Linked DNA regions of Homo sapiens: region 1 is linked to region 2. Evidence: chromatin loops called from intact Hi-C (ENCODE). Cell type or tissue: B cell. All regions are shown on one strand. Each heading gives the region's core, and the rest is flanking DNA. Links, peaks and the distances in the headings are about the cores only.

Region 1 (11,351 bases), core at 2,835-7,834, 110 kb before region 2:
TCCTTTCAAAGGTCTCAACTGCAATTGAATAATATTTTTATTTTAGAGAACTTAAAATATAAATGAAATCAGGAAAGACATAAACTGAGAGGCAAGGCTTTGCATTATAACAGTAAAACCCAATATTCTTCAATATTTATAAAAGTTATATAATTGCAACATACAAAAATAGTTGTAAAAACATAACTAAAACTTGCTTACTTTTCAAATAGAACATAAAACCAATCAAAAAATTGTTCCTTTCACTCTTATCCATGATTTATTTCACACCACATGCCAAATTTACTTTATCCCCAAGAATCTTTCAAATAAAAGATCTTTATTGCCAAAATCTTTTATTAAGGCAAATCTTAACATTTACTGACATTCAGACACCAGTCAAATCCTAGTGACTGATCGTTAGAGCACCTAAGAGATTCACTCAGTTTCTTTGCACCTCCCAAAAGGAATTAGCAAAGTTTTGAGACACAAATATAACCTGAGATAAAAACAACTGACAAGAGCAACTCAAACACTGCTACGTATATACAGTTGGTACTATTTTCTTCATAGCTAGTATGTACCTTAATCTTAGTTTTAATTCAAATACTGAAATGCTTTTAATATTAAGTATTATTAAGTGCAAGTACATTAAATACTTAATATTTATTTCACATTGGTAGATTATTATGCTTTATATAGTTTATGTAATTAAAATGTTCATATAAGGAAAATACATAAAATTTACTCACAATAAATTACAATCATAATTTAAAGTTTTTATCATTTTAATCATAGAGTATCTAAATCTTCAGCCATTAGTACACAGACACTACAGATATAACTAGAATATTGCATCATGAATAAGGTGCGAATAGTGGACTAACAACGTAGCTGAAATAACTATGGTGTGGAGGAGCACTCTAATATACTGGGTAGTTGTAAGAACACTGAAGCCTAGGTTTCATGAAGGATAAAAATCCTGGAAACTTTAAAAGCATTATTTTAAATAAATTTTTTCACCATCTGTTCACATAATTTTAACTACAAGCAGAATATAACTTAATTATATTGGTCAAAAACAGGATAAAGTGATATAAATGTGAATCTCTTCCTGACACAATGTGGTCTACATCACTGAATTTTCTCTCCACTGTTTCATATAAAAAAAAATTTCCCCTTTACATTGTGTAAAGTATGTGAAATCACTTAAAATAAGGAATTACTAAAAGTAATTTTGTTATAGGTGTTATTTGGAACAAAAGAATTACTTCATTGAAAGGACTATACTAAAAATATTTCTCAATTAAATATATCTCAGAAAATAACACCTACACATAAAATACGCTTATCAATCAACATAATTATAACTAAAACAAGGAAATTTTCTATGGTCATTACTAACAACATCTGACCTCAAATGAGGACATATTCCAATCAATAACACAAACAAACAAACATGGCACCTGAATGTGTGACTATAGTTTTGTGCCTCGTGAATATGCTGGGGCATTTTAAGAACATAAATAATCCACCTGTGGTTCTCACCCTTTTGACTATCCCATTCACATGAGTGATACCCCATCATCAGTAACATTTTTCATTCCCTGCAGCCATTCCCAACTAGGAGAAGTGGAGGGTCACAGTGATATGAGGCCACTTTCTCCCTAGCTTTTATTTTGTGTAGTAAATGATGCAAAAAGAAAGAACAAAGGCATAGAAATAGGAAAGAATACAGAGTGTTAATAGAACCACAAATATTCCACTGGGATTAGAATTTAGTGTGTGTGGCTGGGCACGGTTGCCCATGCCTGTAATCCCAGCACTTTGGGAGGCTGAGGTGGGTGGATCGCTTGAGCCCAGGAGGTCGAGACCAGCCTGGGCAACATGGAGAAACCCCTCTCTATTAAAAATACAAAAAATTAGCCAAGCATGGTAGTGCATGCCTATAGTCCCAGCTACCCAGGAGGCTGAGGTGGGAGGATCACCTGAGACTTGGAGGTCGAAGCTGCAGAGAGCTGGGATCATGCCACTGCATTCCAGCTTGGGTGACAGAGCAAGACTCTGTCTCAAAAAAAAGAAAGAAAGAAAGAAAGAAAGAACACAAGGTGGGTAGGGTTAAGACAAGGTAGGTTTGGGCAAGCTAGCCTGAGTTTACTGAACTCAAATGGCAGTGGGCCATCAGGACAGGTGAATTTAATATCCATCTGGCAGTTGTATAGAAGGACTTGGGGTTGGGAAAGCATTGGTCAGAGGATGACCAATGGCAATGGTCTATGCAGGTAATGAAGAGCTAATCTAGAATAGTGGCAGTAGGGAAAGAAGAAACAGACATGAGAAATAACGCACAGAACATATAGGAGTTGGTAACTATCTAAACATACAGAATGACAGAGTAGTCAGAGATAATTCTGGGGCTTCAGATCTGGGAGAATGAAAAGAATGCTGGTGACAAATGGTAGAGCATGTCTTTTGATTGTATTAGGTTTGGAAAACCAGTAGCCTCAGAGAGGTCTAAAAATTTGGTATGAATTTGGGAAGAAAAGCTGAAACTTAATGTAAAGACTGAAAGATGTTACCATGGAAGTAATTAATATAAATGTTTTAGCTGAAGCTATAGGAGTGAATGAGGTCTCACAACAGGAAAAATTTAGAGGGAAAAAAGAAGATTAAAGAAAAATTCATTCACATCAATTAATATCTCAAAAGACTAATGTGTACTAAGTACTAATTTGGGGTCAACATTCACACTTGGGTGTCAGAGGCGTGTAAAAAGTGAAGCAACCAAAAGAATGAAAGGTCAAAAAAGTAAGAACAAAAGGGATGCAGAGACTTTTAAGTAGTAGGGGAATAGTCATAAAAAAAGATCAAGATTAAGAGAAGGCTACTGGGTTTGGGGAAGGATCATAGCTGCCTTTTCAGAGAGCAGTATGTGTAGGATAGAGTTGGAAATAACTGGGTTAAGAAGTACAAGATGGAGGATATGTAGAATATTTTTCTAAACTCACTCTCACTCATGTACACACACTCTGTTTTTTTCACTCCATGCTCCCTCTCTCTCTCTTTAAATGCTGAAAAAACCTGAATGCCACAGTTGGCAGAAAAGGAATGAATGGAGAAAGAGATTAAAGGTGCAAAGGAGACAGATGATTATTAACAAAACAAGACCAAAAGGAAGTAGGAGTTACCCTTGGGGAAGTGGATGCGAGTCTTACACAGAGCTGCGTTCAAAGGAAAAGTAGGGTAAATGGAGATTGTGAGTTAGAGAGCAGAAACACTGACCGTGGATGGCAGCTGTCTTCTAAGGAAAGTGGCTAAGCTCAGAGGCTGTAGGTAAGGGAACAGAATTAAATGTTGCCTTACAACTTGAATAGTGTAAAAAGAGTGAAAAAAAAAGAGCAGGATACTTAAGAGTTACCAAAAAATTTAGGTTACTTTTAGCATTTGATGTTCTCCAATACTGTTGATCTTTTATGGAATTTTTAAAAATGTTAAAACTGTTGTTTTATAGTTACATAGTGTGTTACATTGATCTTTCATATTTTATTTTTAACATAACACTTGAAAGAAGTAAGGTAGGTACTAGCATGTCTGCTTTACAGATGAGGAAACTGAAACAAAGATATTCTCTCCCAACAAGTAGAACACTATGCTTATCTCATAGGACTACCATAAAAATTAACTGTTTTGAAAGCCATATATTCAAGGTAACTCCTAGGTCGCATTTTCATGCTCAGTGCCCTCAAAACACATTGTCTGGATGAAAAAAAAGAAAAGAAAGAGTAAAAATATAGATTTAGTTAGGCTGCAGATATAAGGCATATGAATTTTCAGCACTAACATATTGTCATGCTAAATTAAAGTAAAGTACCCACCATCTGCCTTCATTACTCATAATTTAGGGCAGAAGCCACAACACTTGGTGCAAGGAGGACTTTTCCACAATTATAGTCACCTATTATTAGAAAATAGGTATATTCTGTAATTGCATGGTATACACCAAATCATTCAGAAAGAAACAGAAATAAATAAGTAGTTATGGTAGCTCCAAGGTGGAGAGTACTTATTCCAGTTGCTAAACTAAAGCAAAAAACTCCACAGTCCTGTATGCCTATTATAGATGGGAAAAGGCATTCTAATATAAAGAAAATAAGCCACCTAAGGGAAACACATGAACACAAAACTATCAACAATGTGAGCGAAACCCGAATTTCTCAAAGGCCTTGGTTCACTGCAATAGTTTGAGGTTTTTTATACTGACGTTCTATAGGAAAATATTTTTAACTATCAAGAGATTTAATCTGATCACTGAAAGTCTTTGACAAAGAAGAAACAAACAGAATCACTGACCTGGAGTGCCCCTGTGGTTTTTATCTTCTTTTGTTTTTTTCAGGGGGAGGAAGGGGTACAACACAACATGATGTTCAACCACTGTGGCTTTTTAATGGGATCCTAAAGCTCTGCTTCTAATACTACAGAGGCACTGAAGTCTATAATTTTTCAACTGTTACAAAATTTCCTAAGAATAACTTCTACCACTTGACACTCACTGATTTCTTGTTCTGTCATTTTTAAAAAATACTTCTTACTCTGGGTTGTATTTACTGTCGATTTGTAACTCTCTTTATTTTCAATAACATTTTAAACTTTCTGGTAATTTGATGTAAGTATGAAATGAGAGTACATCAGACTCACTAAGTGATAAGTTTTTATATGAGGCCAGATTAATAAACCATAAAATCTCTTAAGATTTTATGTGAATTTTTTAAAAATAAAAATCTCAGGTTATTTTATATACAGACACAAGTTTTAAATATAAATTCAAGTTTAAGATAGGTTTTAATATATGCAAGAAAATGTGAAATAAGGCAAGACAAATACTAGCCAATTTTTAAAACATTCTTTAACAATAAATCTCTGGATGGGGGAGGGCAATTGTCTACTTCAATAAATTAATTTTCATCCTTGCCTACTCAGATAACATATTGAAGAGATTCCAGTTAACAGAACAAATAAACGAAAACAATATTGGATTAAGAAGAAATTGAACTGAATCAAAGGCAGAGTTTGGCCATATTTTCAACAAACAGAATAACACAGTTGTATATAAAAATACTATACTTGAAGTCTAGCATGAACATGGTCCAGTTATAGGAAGGGGGTGATTATTAAAGACCAAAAAGATAATTATCGTTAGGTCTGAATTCTATATTTTTATTCTTTTAACTAGACTTGAAATCAGATAGAATACATTTTATATTAATAACTATATTTTTGCAATTTATACTTTATTTTTTTCCTGCTAAGCAGGCAAAATTCAGTGTTAAAAATGTTATTACCAAAAAGCATTATTATTTTATTATATAAGTGGTTCCATTTGTTTTTAAATAAATGGCTACGCAAATTCTTACTAACTAAAGAATGTATACTCTTTAATTGAAGCCTTAAAACACACTCTATTATGCAAAATGCCCAATATTTTTAAAAAGTGAATAGTCTCAATTTCTTATGATGTATGTACACTTATAATTCTTTGCTCAATACTATTTTTGTGACTTCCTTTCACTTCCCCTTCAGCAAAACCCCCCCCTTGTCACAACCTAGCCAAGAACAAAAAAGGTCATATGCGTAAGAGTTCCTTGATTTCAGTGGCAAGGGATGAGATTTTTTAAAGTTTCTAGCATTTCTGCAGAGTTGGGTTATAAGGGAAAGGCTTATCTAGAAAAAATAAAATCACAGGAGTAGATGAGGATGGTGTTGTCTATTTTAGTTGCTATAAGAATATTTACCTTCAATTACAACAAATGTATAATCTCTTACCTTAGTGACTCTTCTGGATTCAGATTCACTTTCAGGTTCTGACTCTGATTCAGAATCGGAAGAACTGTCTTCTATTGAACTAGATTCGTCATTTGAAGAATCTGAAGTTTTAGATTTTTCATTTTCCTTCTCCCCATCTTCAGAATCACTACACATAATAGTAAATTTTGAAATATGAACTTTAACTCCTTTATATAAGCAGTTTATAAAAAAATTGTTTTTAAATTCCAGAATACATTAATGAGGTAATAAAAAAGGTATTACCCATAACCAAATAAATTAGAACCCATTCAAATTCAATTCTATCCTGTCATACAAATTTCAAATGCAAAAAGTCATAAAATGACACTAAACAATATAATCAAAAGCAATGTAGAAAACATTAAATGTTTGATTTACCAAGAATTAAGTACTACCAGTAACAACGTTAAAGATATTTAGGCTGATTTTTTAAAACGCTATCTCAAAATACTGTGCCTGTGTGTGTGTGTGTGTGTGTGTGTGTGTGTATGTATGTATACATACATGTATATATATACGTATATACATATATATTCATGTATATATACGTATATATATACGTATATGAGACAGGGTCTCATTGTACAGTGGTGCAATCACGGCTCACTGCAGCCTTGACCTCCCGGGCTCAAGCGATGCTCCCATTTCAGCCTCCCAAGTAGTTGGGACTACAGGCATGCACCACCACATCCAGCTAATTTTATATTTTTTGTAGAGACAGGGTCTCACTAGGTTGCCTAGGCTGGTCTGGAACTTCTGGGCTCGAGTAGTCCTCCCAACTTGACCTCCCAAAATATTGGGATTATAGGCTTGAGCCACCACACCTGGTTTAGTAATATATTTAAATATTTATATATCTACTTCTGCTAAAATAGACTTGTATTTTATACATTTTCTACCCAAGAAAATTACTTACACAAGTTCCCAAATGTGACCTTAAACACATTCTATGAGAAAATGTTAACCAGTTCAAAGGAAATTCTTCTAAAGTACTATCTTGCTAAAAATTTAAGCTAATCAAATATAAACTTTTAAAATATCAAATGATCATACCTAAGTGCTTAACACCATTCATTTGTTCACCTGCTCAACAAATATTTATTAATTATTGACTACATGTTGGCATTATGCTAGGTGCTAAGGATAACGATGGTTAGTAAGACACAGAGGATCTCTGTGTGTCTACCCTACAGGGTCTACGGTCCACTGGAGGATACAGATAAGGTTGCAGTGATAATACAGTATAATAAGTAATAAGTAATAAATTATAGCGTGTCAGGAGAACATGTGGAGAGACACCTAAAAAAACTTGATCCAATTAGGAATGCTTCCTGGAGAAAGAGACATATAAGCCAAGATATAGGAGTAAGGCTGGCAGATGGGCAGGGAAACAGTTCTCCAAGGAGAAGGAATAACATGTGAGATGACCAAACACCCTTCTCTCAGGGGATGACAAATGCCTTGTGGTGCTTTATATTTTCCTGGAAACTAAAGGTCTAGTTCTCTCTACCACATGTGTGTGTATTTTTTTAAGAATCTACTGTGGGCCAGAAAGGGCTAGGCACTTCATACCAATCATACTAATTATCTAATTTAAATGCACTCTTCCTGGGTACATTATTATCCCATTTACAATAATGAAATTAATATTTAGAAAGGTTAAATAACCTGCTCAAGGGCACATAACAAGAGGGGCAGAACTAGAATCTGAACTCAAGCCTGTCTCATTCCAAAGTCCGTATTTTTTCCACTATGTCATACTATCTCCCTTCAAATGAAAATACCTTGGAGTGTAAAATTTAAATTTGGTCATAAATATTTATGATTACTAAAGGGTGGTTTTTGAAGATGTTTAAAGCTTATTAGGAGCTTTAAAAAATTATCATACTGGCAAAGTTAAAAAAAATTCTGAGACAGAAAAATACAGGGGGAGGGAGAGGAGTGAGACAAGGAAAGAATCAATATTTCCTAGAATTGATTTTTGTGGAGGAAATATGATTGCTATTTATTAAAAATGGAGCCATGGTAACATCTCAGAGCACATGTAATTATATTTGAAGACTGAAAAATATGTTGTTGTTTTTCCCTGGCAAAAAAATGGCAATTTATTATCCCCAATTCACTGGTTAAAATGTGTACTTAAAAATATAAGGTTTAGAATGTATTTGTGGTTCTCTTTGTAATAAACAATTCTTTTAAATTCAAACATGGGTAAAGAGAAAAATCCATTTCTGAAGAAAAGAATAATAAACCTAATACATGACTACAAATTTTGAGTATACTGACTTTTGCCATCTGAAAGGACATTTCATGCACTGAACAAAACTTTCCCTTTCTAGAAACAGGACATGTTTTATAACTCGTATCATCATAGACATGCTGATATTAAAGCAGAAGTACAGGATTTCTCTCAAAGACAAGGCTATTATAAACCAAGTAGCTCCTTTGCTGCAACAAGTGAATGATTCTAAATATATTCAACTTCTAGCTTTTAAGATAAGATTTTAAAAGTAAAAGTGTTATTTTATTATGCATCACTCAATTTTGATGGTAATTATTGTTTACCTTACTGCTTAGAGTTTCAGATGTTAATCTAATGAAAAGAATTTACTGGTAACTAGGTTTTTAACTTTGCAATGATGAAAAGCCTGTATTAATTTAACCTACAGATTTCATTTGTTCTGAACAGGAAAAACAATATAAATCACTTTTAAAATCATTAAATCCTGACTTAAATTAATAAAGTCATAATTAGGGCATTATGCTGTGTTTGTTATGGAAGTGGCAGGGAGAGCTGCTTTAATTACTGTCTGTAATAAAAGGAGCAGAGAGCGTACTGCGCCCCAATCAGTGCTGTCAGCCACGACTGAGCCGGGCTGCAAGCTCATCAAGTGAGCGGGCAGCAGGCTCCCGGGGAAAGGACCATCATGTCGGCAGAGGCCACTCGCTGACAGCAGCGGGGAAAACAGAGTTGCACAATCCAAGATATTAGACCCAATTACTCAAAATTTTAATGACACTTTAATACATGATAATGTTATTGATAATGGGAGATCTTAAAAAGTGCTAACACTTAAAGATCTTATGACCGTCTTCCTTCACAGCCCTTGACTCTAATATTTGGATCATAATCTTTTTAATATAACATTATTTAGAAAAATCAATTGTCTTGGTTACATAATGGCAAAGTGTTGAAGGATTTAATTTTAGCCCTCAGCAAAATCGCTACAAAAGGTAATTAAGTGTTTCATACCTATTGCTTGATCACTTAACTCAGCCTTCCAAGGTTATACCAATTTTCAAAATGTAACCCCAAGATATGTTCAAGTTCAAAATGAAAGCTAAGCATTACAAGTAGGAAAATAATGTGAACAACTAGCACTTTAATTTTAAAAAGATTTAATATCTGGAAAAAAATACACACTTTTTTTCTCTCACCATTTTTTGATTAATAAGAAACATCTCTGCCTGGGGCAAACTTTCACAGAATATTTTTTGAAGGAAATTCTGACAAAATAAGTTACCTTTTTCCTTTGGCTTTTGAGTTCCTCTTGGCTGTTCTTTTGTTTTCTAGGCCTGACTCCCGTCCACTCTCACTGTCCTGCTCACTGGAGGAGTCCTCACTGCTGTCCTCATTGCTGTCTCCTTCCTCCCCACTTTCGCCTTGTTCTCCACTTTCACTTCCAGATTCACTCTCTGAAAAACAGAACCAGATGTTCTTAGATTTATAGTCATTTAATTAGACACACGGACACCTGTAACTGTCAATATTCATCACAAATGAAACCAGATGTTGAATTTTAGTTCAGTGGACACCACTTGTTTAACATTTTATTCCCACACCCCATTCTTTCAGCTCTATGGATTCCTTTAGCACTGTGAGCTTGGAGGGAGGCAGACAGAGGATGCTCTGACAACGAGGAGAGAAAAGCTAAGCAAAGGTGAACCAAGTAAACCAAATTTGAGGGAATCTCACTTCAAACCCCAAAGTATATAGCTATGTCAAAAACTTTCTTTTAAAGAATTACGTAAGGATTGATGTAAGGCTAAAGAAATAATTTTGAATTCTTCTGCTTGTAATGGGAAATTCTATTTAGAGTAAAAGAAGGCAACAGTTGAATCTTCTTAGGAACAAATTTTGAGAGGAAAATGAGCCATTCAAATCACTTGGAAAGACCTCCAAATTCAAAGACAATAGGCAAAATGACTAATTAAAGAGTTATTACTTATTCGAGCTAGTAAACGAGTTTTCCATAGGTCAAAGAGATGATCAAGTTACACTGAGGAATTATACTTTTAAATGTTTTATGTGTAAATTATGGTATGCTAGGACTGTTCGCAGAAGAGAATACATGAAGAATATATGTGTATTTTTTAAGTGAAGCATAATTTTTACTATTTAAAATGACTATAACTACAGAGTTGTGTCCCAGACAAAAGGACAAACTGTTGCCCTGCCTGTGATCTATGTAACGAAGCCCTCTTAGGCAGGAACATAACCTTTAATTAAACATTCTAATGGTTAAATAATACCAACATCAGGAAGGTCCATCACAGTGAAAACCTAGGACTGCCTGTATTGTTTTAAGACGGCTTACAAGGGGTACAAGCATGGGTTCTCAAGTTAGTGTTCGGATTCAGATCCTGGCTCTTCTACTTGCCAGTTGTAAAACTGAACAAGTTATTCAACTTCTCTGGGTTTTGGTTTCCTTTTCAGCAAATGGGGATAACACTAGTTACTTTTCAGAGCTGTTGTGAAGATTAAATGATTTGAAACATACAAAGGAGATTAGAACACAACAGGGTCTGCCACAGGGTAAGGCACTCATCATTATCATCATTTACAAACAGGAAAGTTTATTTTACTAAAATAAAGCTACTAAATAAGGACATTTTAGATTTGTGGTAATATCCAAGTTACACGCACATACATATTAAGTCAGATAACTGGCTTATGCTATAAACAATGAAAGAAATTACAGGTAATGTATCACAGATTAATTTATCAGATACTAAAAACAAAGATTTTTGATAAGGAAGACAGAGAAAAGAAGAGTGAATTACCTTACAGTAGGGTAGCAGATAACCATGTAAGAGTGACAGGCCCTGGTTCTCCAAGGAATAAAGATTTTAGAGAAAGTTGGGTGTCGTTTGGTCTTGGGTCAGATTTGCCTATTAGCTTAAGTGTTAATAAGAGCATCAGAAAGTGACTACAATCTATTTTTCATTATGCAAATCACTCACAGAATTTTAGCAATGAAGGGACTTTAAGAAATATTTAACTGTACCCCTTCATTTATCTGATATAGAGAAAAGTAGGTGCCTTATTCAATTTGCATAGGTAAAAGCCAGGGCCTCTAAATCCTTCCTATTAAGCATTCTTTTCACTGCATATAGTTACCCTCAACCTTTAGTTTGATTTTTTTATAGTATATAGAGACTTAATAATTTTAGCTTTATCTCTATAGAGGTTCACAGAAAGAGATAAGTATAAAATGAAAGAGAAAAAGACTCTTCAAGGTATAAAATAA
Region 2 (11,351 bases), core at 5,204-10,203:
TGTTCCTTAATCTAGCAAAAGTGCCATCAAAACTGTACTTTGCTCAATGATAAATAAAATTAACTTTATAAAATTAAAGTTGACAAGGATAGTAAAATTTCATCAATTTAAGAGCATTATGTAACATAAGACTTACATATTAATAATTCAAAACATACTTCAATTTTTAAGATGGATAACATAATCATCATTTTGTTAATATTAAAAGTGAGATGAAAATCAGTATTACTGTCTTGTGGATAAAGAAGTATTAAAATTTCTAAACAGTTTTTAATGCTAATACTAAATCAATATAGAAAATAGTGATCAACATTTTATAATAATTTGCAAGCTTGATGTGTCATTTAAAGCATGTATCATACATTTTTCCATGTTATTTACATTTTTCTAATTAACAAAAGCAAGATGTACTGAGCACTCAAGGCCTGTCATAAGTATGTATACAGACCACTTTGATATAACAGGAGCTTTTTAAAAATCTTTTTTTTTTTTACACAAATTGGTTTTTAAAATCTATAATACTGTATTTTAAAAAGATAAGACATCAAAAGACTAGAATGAATGTGCTATTCTTACAACATTTAAGGATTTATTTAAACTGGTTTAAAATTACCTTAAATCTTAAATGTATACATCCTAAGGATCTTAATTACAAGTTATATGATAAAATTTTCTAAATTGTCAATATGATGAAAAGAATAAGGCATACTTAAAAAAAAGAATAAGGCGTACTTCTAATGTTAATCTGCACAAAGAAAACAAATAGCTTCACTTAAATTATTAATTTTACTAAATGCTACCAGCTAAAGTGAAGAGAAGAACACAAACATTTTATAAATACAAAACTAGGAAAAAGTAGTTTAAAAGTTCAACAATATTTATCTATAGAGGCAAGAAATTAATTACTTTAGGTATAAATTCACATGCTATAGGAGCACATCACCTACTTTTTTTACAAATGAGTACCTGGAATAGCTGGGGCTCAAAGACGTGAAAGTAACTAGTAACCAAAAAAATCCATGGTTTGGCAATGTCACTGTAAACACTGTGTCATGCTGCTCCTCCTAACAAGGGCCTCTTGCCAGTATCAAACTAAAAGTGTATATACTTACACCAATAAATATGTATCAATCAGTGCCAAAATAATGGATAATTATGCTTGCATTTATATTGGTTGCCTGCTTTAGTAAAAGAACAAGAGACAAATGAGTCTTCCTTAAATATGCAGATTTCTCTAGTTTACTACTCCTAATTTTTTGCCCAAGTTTTAAAAAGCTCATCCATTCTCTTAGTATACTTGAAAGTGGAAGACTGTTCAACACTTACCTCTTTCCAAGGGCTGACAAACTGTGTCCGAGCATATCGAGTTAGCATGTGGATTATGACAACCTGCCCCCACTCTTCAACATCCACTAGTAAGTTACATAGCTTGCGGTAATTTTTATGAATCAGATCTATTCTGTCCGGGCATACTTCTTCAAAAGCCATCACAACACTGCCAGCTACCAACTAGAAAAGAAAGAAATAGTAACTTATTAAAAAATGTTTCTCCCCTACATCAAAGGTCTTACTCAGGCATTATAGTAATCAGTTTCATGCCAATCAGTATTAAAGTATTCAGTCATTCAATTAAAATGAATGTTCATGTTTGAATAACAAACTTTATGGTGACTATTCGTCAAAGAATAATTTTAATAGTTCTAATATGTCTAGAAAATACTATTCTGAAGAGAAGTAAATTCTGATGTGTTTATTTCACCAGGTTAAATTTCAACACATTGTTCATATGTGGATTAAACATTAATCACGCACATTTTTCATGTTTAAAGCTAACCTAAATTCTAATCTAAAAATTCAGTACTTTGTTCATAATATTCAGAAAAAGAATCAAGACAATAACAAAGCTCACATTGTGTCAGTTTAAAATGAGAACGACAATCATTCTAAAATGAACTTATGTTAAAAAGTATATGAGAAATTCATAAATTTTAATAGAAGAACACTTTCAAATCATATACATCTTAATCCACCGGTTTTTACCCAATATAATTTATTTACAAAGAAAACACACTGGCTGAAATTTTAGAACATCACCTGGGCTCTTATCACTTTCATAACAATGTGTATAAGTTGGAATAATATATTACTAACAAAAGGGGGCTCTTCCAACACCAGTTAATGAATCATAATGTTAGTTTCTGAACTGTGATGCTTTTACAAAGTGGTAACATTGAGATTCCTTTACTCTAAAGACACAAACTAAGCAGAATATATATTATACAAATACTTCTCTATACGTACAAATGATATATGTGCAGTTAGCCCACAATATAATACAGTTTTGAAAAACAAATTAATACCATATTCTATCTGAACACTAGGGATCTTCACTTTAGTGTCTAAAATTTCCCCAATGACTTAAAATAAGCAATTAAATAGAAATATAACTTACTGAAATGGTACTTTTTGAAAAATATTAGATACAATGATATTCATATTTTGAGTGTTTGTCCCTCTAGTTGGCTGACATTTAGTTTATTAATATGCAACCAACAATACAATTGAAAGAAAACAGCTCAGAATATAGACTCGCTATTATGCTAAACAAGTTTCAAGTCCTGTGGGGATTTTATGAATTACCAATCAGTATAAACGTGAAGCTGCATTTATTGACTCCAGCCCTAACCATGTACTGGTGCCTGCTGGTCCCAGCATGTATGCACCTCAATCGAAAAAGCACAGAATTGATTATTTGTGTGAACTATATAAAAATGTATTATATATATAATTTTCTATTTGTTATAGATATGGCAAGGAAGTTAAGCTCATGCTTTCAATCACATTTTGATGTCTTCTGCAAAAGACATAATTTCTTTAGAAATTACATTTTGTGATAATTACATTTCTATAAAGTGACAATTAGTATCATTTTAAAATATCTTACAACTAAGTTTATGACATTAAACTCTAGAATAACTCATTGTGAGATATAAACATCTATATATATGTATTATCAACCTTATATTAATATCAACATCAATTGGTAAAGGGTGTTAAAGTGCAAAAATAAAGGATAGTATCTAGGATAAAATGATCCATGAAATTGAACAGGTAATTCACAGTTTCAATTTTTAAAATACTATGTAAAATCAAGTTATTCTGTCTTAGCAATTATTTTCTTCCAAATGTGTTTTGATACTAAACAATTAAATGGAAAATCAGCTACCATATAATATTAAATTCATTAAACCAAGAGCTACATGTACACAATAATTCTAAAGTACTAACACCTTCTAAGGTACTAACAAATATCATTAATTAAATAGAACCAAATAAAGTTTAAGAAAACATCAAAATAATTAAAAAGCATATAAAGAGAGTACTTTTACAAAATAAAACTGATCATTTTAGATACTTAATCATATAGTTTTAACAATCTGACCCTGGGCTAAACACTACAAGGAAAATTAATAATTTTGGTTTATTAAATGTTCAATATTCTATAAAATATTCAGAATTAAAATTAAATGATCTACTCAGATTTTAAAACCAAAAATACTGGTTTCCAAAAAACAGACAGTTAACTTCCATCTCACTGTGTCAATAGTAGCTTTTCATATCAGGGAAAAAATAAATCACTCCAACAAAACCAGCAATGAGCTCATCAAATTCAAATGCAGTTTTCCATTTATGTATTTTTTATATTAAAGCAATAAACATGGTTCATTTATCTTCCCTTGGTTGCCACGTTTTTCTGTGCTGTTGCTATGAACTTCAGCCATTAGCTGTGCTCCAAGGTAAACTACATGAACCATCAACAAAAGTGACACCCCATCTATGGAGTTCATATTTTCTCTAGATTATCTATGCTAGTTGACAAGCTGGTAATGAAAAAAATCACACTAAGCAAATGGTTCCTCTAATAACAATAAATTTTCTATAAAATTATGAAGGGTACAAAACGTTTCCTTGCATCTATTTTGTCATGAATTCTAATTAACATTGCAAAAACCTGAGAGTGCTGGGTCATCACAAGAAGTGCATCAAGGTTTGATTGATAATATGGTATAAGTTGGCCAATGCTGCCAAGATTTTCTTCCCTTAAATTAATGGCCATCCAACCTTCCCTAATCATACAGCCCAAATGATATTCCCCTTCTTATTTCAATTTTCTTGAGGCATGGAAAATGGGAAAGATCAGTCATTTATCTTCTAATAGCTGGATAATAGATCTATCACAATAAAACATCTGTACAAACTCAGGGGTGTGTTTTTTGCACATAACGGTGGGGCTTTTATCAACATTAAATCAATAACTTAAAATTTGTGTCTTATCCCTACGGTTTAGCTATACACTACCAATCTATTCATTAAACATAATTTTATAGCAAAAATCAAAAAGAGGAAATTTTATGTCATCAAAAATATATACATAAATCAGTTTTTCAGCAGGCACTGACCTAATTTGTTTTCCTAAGAAACTCTGTTTTCTATCAGAAAGTTCGATGTTATCAAAAAGATTTATTTAGGATTAACTTGAAAGGAAAAGGAAATAAATACCACTCTGCTTCTAAAGTGTTCTAAAGAAAAGAATGTCAACAAATATGGATTGCTACATTTTAAAGAAAAACAAGAGAAACTTATTAATTTTAAAAATAAATTCATACGTGAACATTAGAAAAGGCTTGTAGTAAAGTAGGAAAGTGTTTAGGACATGTTGAGAAGGTAGATGAAAATGGTATAAAATTTAAGAATAAACAATAAAAATTCATATAAAGAAAAATGGTAACAGTTGATTGGAGATGACAGAATATAGATTAGATGCCCCCTTTTAAGTTCACTGACTACAGTTGTAAGGTTTCTGTAATATCTTTTACCTAAATAACACTAAAATGTTCTATTTTTAGGAAAAAACTATTCATATGACACATACTGGTCTTTAGTAAAAGAGAAAAGCCATTCTATTATATTTTAATATATTTATAATTCCACCTTTCCTTAAAATGAGAATTATGGAACTAATTTTCTTTGAGATCTCAATTGAAAGAAAATATCCTCTAGCCTAAAAGAAGCAACAGATGGTATGCCTCAAAATCAACAGAGGTTAAATGAAGAAAGTTTAATAGATCAACATCTTTCAAATGTATATGTATCAGCAGCAACACCAATGTCATCATCGTAATAATGATCCCAAAAAACTGCTGCTGGCAACAAATAAATTCCTTTTCAAAATGTGGAAATAAATTAGACCTGGTACATTTAACTGGGAGATTTTTTAAATGAAAGTGATTTTTGATCCTCTATTGATTTTAAATGCCAATGCTGACATTAAAAATTTGGTGGTGGGGGGCAGGGGAGAAATGTACCTGTCTTCCTTCAATGAAGAATTACATGTGACCAAAAAAAGGTAATAATTAAGATATGATCCACAAATATCTGTGTAGAATATTTTTAACCTTTCTACAATGGATTATAATCACACAAAAGAAAAAATTACCAGAAAACATTCACAAAATACAGCCAATTTAAATACTGGGTAGAGAAGTTGATGATGCCTAAGTAAGTCTGAATCTCCCAACCCAAATCCAAAAAAAAAAACAACAAGGGACCAAAACCCATGCTTTAAGCCTAACTTCAAAACAGAGAATCTCTAAACCTCAAATTATATATAAGTAGAAATATAAACCCTAAATTCCAGATAACTATTTTCATGCTTGTATCACAAAACTTCACAAAGACCTCCAACAGTATAGAAAAAAAACTGCCTGGAACAAAGCAAGCAGAAGTTAATGGCAGGCCTAAAAGTAAACGAAAATCAACAACAGAAAGAGAAAGAACACCCTAAGTGTGAAAATACTGGAAAAGATTCTTGGTAGATCAGAGCAGCCTATAAGGGAAAGACTTGAAAGAGAGGATGATTCAATGAGGTAGTGTAGAAAGGGAAAGTTTCACGGAGAAAATTAGCTTAAAAAAAAAAAAAAGTAAGGGGAGAGCAGTCCTTTGGAAACTGTGAAATAACAGAAAAAAAGAAATAAGAGGGGCTGGGTGCAGTGGCTCACGCCTGTAATCCCAATACTTTGCAAGACCAAAGCGAGATCACTTGAGCCCAGGAGTTCATGACCAGCCTGGGCAACACAGTGGGACCCCATCTTTACAAAAAATTTTTTTTAATTAGCTGGGCATGGTGGTGCATGTCTATAGTCCCATTTACTCAGGAGGCTGGGACAGGAGGATTGCTTGTGCTGGGGAGGTCGAGGCTGCAGTGAGCCATGATCACACCACTGCACTCCAGCCCTGGGTGACAGAGTAAGACCCTTCTTTTTTAGGCAGAAAAGAAAAGAAGAGAGAAAAATTTAGGCTGCTACAAAACATATCTCGAAATAGTTTGGGGACATATACTGGTCCTATGCATGCACGCCCTCCCACCAAAAGGCCATCTACTAAGAAAACATACTTTGTAATTCTAACAGAGAGGGTACTCTTGTACTAGGAATCTTGCAAGCTACCTCAAAATCAAATCACCAATCCTGTCCAAAGAAATAAGAAGATGCAAGTAATCTGTAAGTACTAAAAACAGAAAATGAAAATCAAAACAATTCAACTGGCAAAAATTACCGACAAAGAAATATAAATGATGAAGCAAAAGGAAACAACACGACACTTCAAAATGAATTAAATACCCTCAAGAGAAGCATTTGAAGATAGGAAATATAAATATAAATTATAAATTTTTTAAAGTTATAAATTAACAAAAGAAATCAGGATTGATTGACAACAGGAAAGAAATCAAGAGAGCAAAAATAATCAGATGTGAAGACTAAATTGCAAGGTGCCCTTCGAATAAAATTACTGAATGAAAATTTTAAAAGGGGTATTAAAGAAAGGTAGAAAAAGAACCAAAAGAATAAAAATGAGATAAAGAAAGAAGAGGTTTAGAGACACAATGATTGGAATGTAAAACAGGCAAAGAAGATCCAATGTGCATAAAATAGGAATCCCTGAAAAAGAAAAAAAATAACAGAATTAATATTTAAAATTATAATCTTAAAAAAAAACACTTTGCCAGAGATAATAAAAATTCTGAATCTACATTTTGAAAGGACTCACTGAGTACCAAGGCAAAACAATTGACCCATATCAAGTAATCCTGAAGTACCTTGCAAAAGTACTATATTTCAAAGATAAAATCTTCAGGGCCAGCATCTTTCTTAATGCAAACACAATGTAAGCATTTCCTTTAGACTGAAACAAGGCAAGAATGCCCACCATCTCCACTACTATTGAACACAACTGTAGTGATGGCACTAAACAATATAATTAGGCAAGAGAAATTAGAGTTCTAGGAACTGAAAAAGAGGAAGTAAAACATCTCTATTTGCAGATATGATTCATTCTCTAAAAAAAAAAAGAGAGAGAGATTTAGGCTGCTTGCTTCTGCCTCAGAGTTGGTGCTGTCATGGCCAGTCAGTCTCAGGGGATCCAGTAGCTGCTGCAGGTTGCTGAAAAGGGTGTCTGAGACCTGCAGTGAAAGAACCGGAGGGAGAAGCAGGCCAAAGCAGCAGTTCAAGGTGAAATTGAACAATATTGCCTGCAGAGGGAGAAAGAGTTCAAGGCCAAGGAGGCTGCTGCCCTGCGATCCCAAGGCAGCTGCAGCATTAAAGTAGAGGAGACCCAGGAGAAGAGAACCATCTGGAAGCAGTTTAGGCAGAAGAGGGGTGAAGTCTTGGCCTTTTTCTGCAATATCTGGTAGTCCATTCCTGCTAGTGGTTAGAACAATGAACACTAGTATAATTGTTTGGGCCAGTTTTAGTTACTTAATCAAAGAGGACAGAATTCAAGAACTTGTTACATGTTACTACTTGGTGTACTGATAATCATTTAAAAGTAAAGACTCTTTGTCATGCAAAAAAAAACCCAAGGAGGATGAATGAGAAAATTAACTCAAACAATAGAAGAATTCAGTAAAAAAGCAGAATATAAAATTTATCACTCAAAAAAAATCAATAGCTTTCTTACATACCAACACAACGAGTTCAAAGATATAAATAGTTGAAGCAATTTTGATTTACCATACATTAAAAAAAAGATTAAAGACAAAAACAACTCTAAACTAATATTTAACTCTAATTAAATATTTAACTCTAATTATTAGGCCCCATGCTACTGTATACCCCACAGAGGTACAGTGCTAGCAATTCTGAAGCAATAGTTTCTCTGCATTCTGAGACTCAGCAAAAATGTAAACAGATTGTGGAAATAGGAGCCCTGTTTCTTGTTTTTTTGTTTGTTTGTTTGTTTCTTTTTTTTTTTTTGTAGAGACAAGGTTTCACCATGTTGCCCAGGATGGTCTCGAACTCCTGGACTCAAGCAATCCATCCACCTTGGCCTCCCAAAGTGCTAGGATTACAGGCATGAACAATGGTGCGTGGCCAGAGCCACATTTCTTAATGTTGAATAGGCAGTTTCAAATATAAAAAGGAAGGAGGCTGGAAGGAACTCTGTGCTATACCACCAGAATTACAGGTGTCAGTAAAAACTTTGTTTTTTACTATAGACAGAAAAAGAAATATGTATTCTTAATTAAAAAAAATAAACATATAGTATATAACACTTTAGGAAAAATGAGTGCCTCACAAAGGGTAGGCCACCAAAGCCCCCAAAGAATCTACCTATGAACACTGAGCATGAAACCACTGCAGGGGGGTGAGGGAGACATTAAAAACGATACTACACACTTAATTACTATCACCAAGAATGTAACAAATTAATTCAACAGTCATTCAACAAATATTAAATACCTGTGATGAACAAGTATTCAATATTTTTTACTTTCTGGTGTATTTTGGAAACAGACATTCCAATTTTACACAGATATTGTATCTTTACATCTTTTTGAGTACTTATTTCTTATTTGGAATTTTTAATCACATCCCATGTGGTGTTAGGCACTGTGCTGAGGGTTTTATATACAATAGTTCTTTCTCTCGACACAAACAGCAAATTTATAAATTAGATATTATAAACCCTACAAATCTGGAGCCTAAAACTCATAAAGAATTGGTACATATACTATGTGGCAGACGCTCAGACATTAAGCCAGTTCTATCTGATTCAAACGCTATTGTTTTTACCTATGATATGCTGTATCCTGTCTGGGAAGACATGCACATATTATACAGAGAGAGTTCATTCCCAGGCCATCCAAAGAATTTCTCTTAGTCTATAATGTAGCAGAAATGATGGTAAAACTCATTAAAATGACAGATCTGCTTCTTGTAGATCTTACTACTCTCCATGGTACTTAGCCAATCTCTTGCACTTATAATAGAAAAGCACTAAGTATTTTTTTAAATTATTAAAATCAAGTTAACCATAATATTAATAATATTGACTTCATATCTGGCAGATAGCATGCCTGTCATACAGAAGACAAAAAGGAATCAAATTTCTTTTCTCTATCTTCATTTATAATCAATCTATATTTAGTTACCTCCTACGTTATACCAACTATGCATAGAAGAAATGCAATAATGATTTCTGGTACACTACAGACTAACAGAAATTTACTAAATGGTCTAGGAATGAAACTACAAGTATAATCTCCATGTATAAGACAATATTTTCAAAAATATATAGTAAAAAAACCATGAAAAGAATTAAAATGTTCACTAGAACATATTCACTTAATCTAAGAAAAAGCAATAAAGGAGAAATAAGGAACAAAAAAGGCATGAAACATATAAAAGCAAGTAAAATGACAGCTTAAAATCCAACTATATTAATAACAACAATAAGTGTGAATGGATTAAACATTCCAATTAAAGGCACACATTGGCAAACTGGATAAAAAGACAAGAGCCAACTATATGCTGTCTATGGAGACATACAATAGATGCAAAAATATAAACAGGCTGAAAGTAAAAGGATGGAAAAAGATATATAATGGAAACAGCAACCATAAAAAAGCTAGAATAGTAGTATTTATAACAGGCAAAACAGACATTAAAACAAAAAAATGTTACTAGAGATAAAGAGGAACATTTTACAATGACAAAAGGAAGATTAAAAAAATTATAAACATACATGCACCAAACATCCAATCTCCTAAATAGATGAAGCAAACACTAACAGAATTAAAGAGACTTCAATACCCTGTTTTCAATAATGAATAGAACAAGTAGGCATAAGATCAGCAAAGTAGAAGATTTGAACAACACTAAAAAACAGATATCTATAGAACACTCCACTCAACAACAGCAGAATACACATTCTAATCAAATGTTTATTGAACATTATCCAGGATAGATCAAATGCTAAGCCATAAACCAATAGTTACAGCTACACAGGGCTACTGCCTACTGTATTAGATAGCTGCCATGCATAGATAGTACATACTCCCTGATGATAGCATCCTAAGATGAGCTGGAATCCTTTTCCTCAGTAGTTTTGAGAAATATAAAGTGGGTACAAAAGCCCCATCTAAGATACTAGTACACTAGTAACTCACATCCCCCATAGGTCACCTCTATTCCTTGATCTTACCATGTTAACCACTTAGCCACAGGTTAAAGATTTTTTTCTCAACTTGCCTTTTTTCAGATTCTGATGAAGAAACACATAACGATCTAAAACTCCAAATGCAGTCTTTCTCATTACATGAAAATTTTTGTTCTTTAAAAATAGTCCTGTGTGCCATTAATATTTATACCATTTTGAAATCAATAAATACAACTATATAAAATATATAATGGTAAATGATACTATGTAAATAAAGTACATTTTTATGTCAAAGACGTAAAAAGACATTACTTACTGTGCTTTTATCTTTCAGAAGTTTTTCAATTACTTCAATTAACATTTCCTTCTGCTCTGGATCAAGGCTAAAAAATACAAAAATAACATATTAATTTTTCCCTTTAATTCTAGCTTTACATGATGCTCACCAATTCAAGGATGTTGAGAAATTTTTAAAGAGGGAAAGGAGAGCAAGAATTATAAGTTAGAAATAAAGAAAAACAAATAAAATGGGATGGTTTTTCTCATGAATGTGTCCTCATCTTTCCCTCTAATATTGTTCATATTAACTAAACCAGATATCAATGGTTTAGTTAAGATAGTACTGAAAGAACAAGTTCACTTCTAAAAGAGTTGGAAAACTTCAAGAAAGCGACTGTAAGTAGATAAACCACAAACTCTTTTCAACTGGGAGGAAAAAAATAACTAGATAGCAGTCATTATTTTACTATGCATACATACTTCCCAAAAACAAATATGGAGAATTTCCAAATAAGAATTTTATATCATACTAGTTCACTGATAGAGACATGCATTATAAAATCTGCCAACTAAAA

Evidence for each region. Peaks named below come from ENCODE experiments on the same cell type or tissue, not always from the same donor. Only the 100,000 strongest peaks of a DNase experiment are listed, where the experiment ranks them.
Region 1: a loop joins it to region 2, with 6 times the contacts of the local background. A loop is called at or near these places in 1 of 110 quality-filtered maps.

Annotation. Positions count from the first base shown.
Region 1 is chr5:78,104,408-78,115,758 of GRCh38, forward strand. AP3B1 (adaptor related protein complex 3 subunit beta 1) reads right to left here. Exons shown (of 27, transcript NM_003664.5): 19 at 9,345-9,516; 20 at 5,800-5,947. Among named protein-coding and RNA genes, the nearest start is that of AP3B1, 180 kb to the right of the region's middle. In B cell, for the core only: no CTCF peak of the experiment used is centred there; DNase peaks (open chromatin) are centred at 4,314 and 5,604; H3K4me3 peaks cover 3,865 bases; H3K27ac peaks cover 5,000 bases.
Region 2 is chr5:78,214,729-78,226,079 of GRCh38, forward strand. It overlaps AP3B1 (adaptor related protein complex 3 subunit beta 1), which reads right to left. Exons shown (of 27, transcript NM_003664.5): 6 at 10,814-10,880; 7 at 1,327-1,509. It also overlaps the pseudogene ATP6V1G1P6. Among named protein-coding and RNA genes, the nearest start is that of AP3B1, 74 kb to the right of the region's middle. RefSeq lists an enhancer at 7,315-7,424. In B cell, for the core only: CTCF peaks have their summits at 7,650 and 7,855; a DNase peak (open chromatin) is centred at 7,503; H3K27ac peaks cover 750 bases.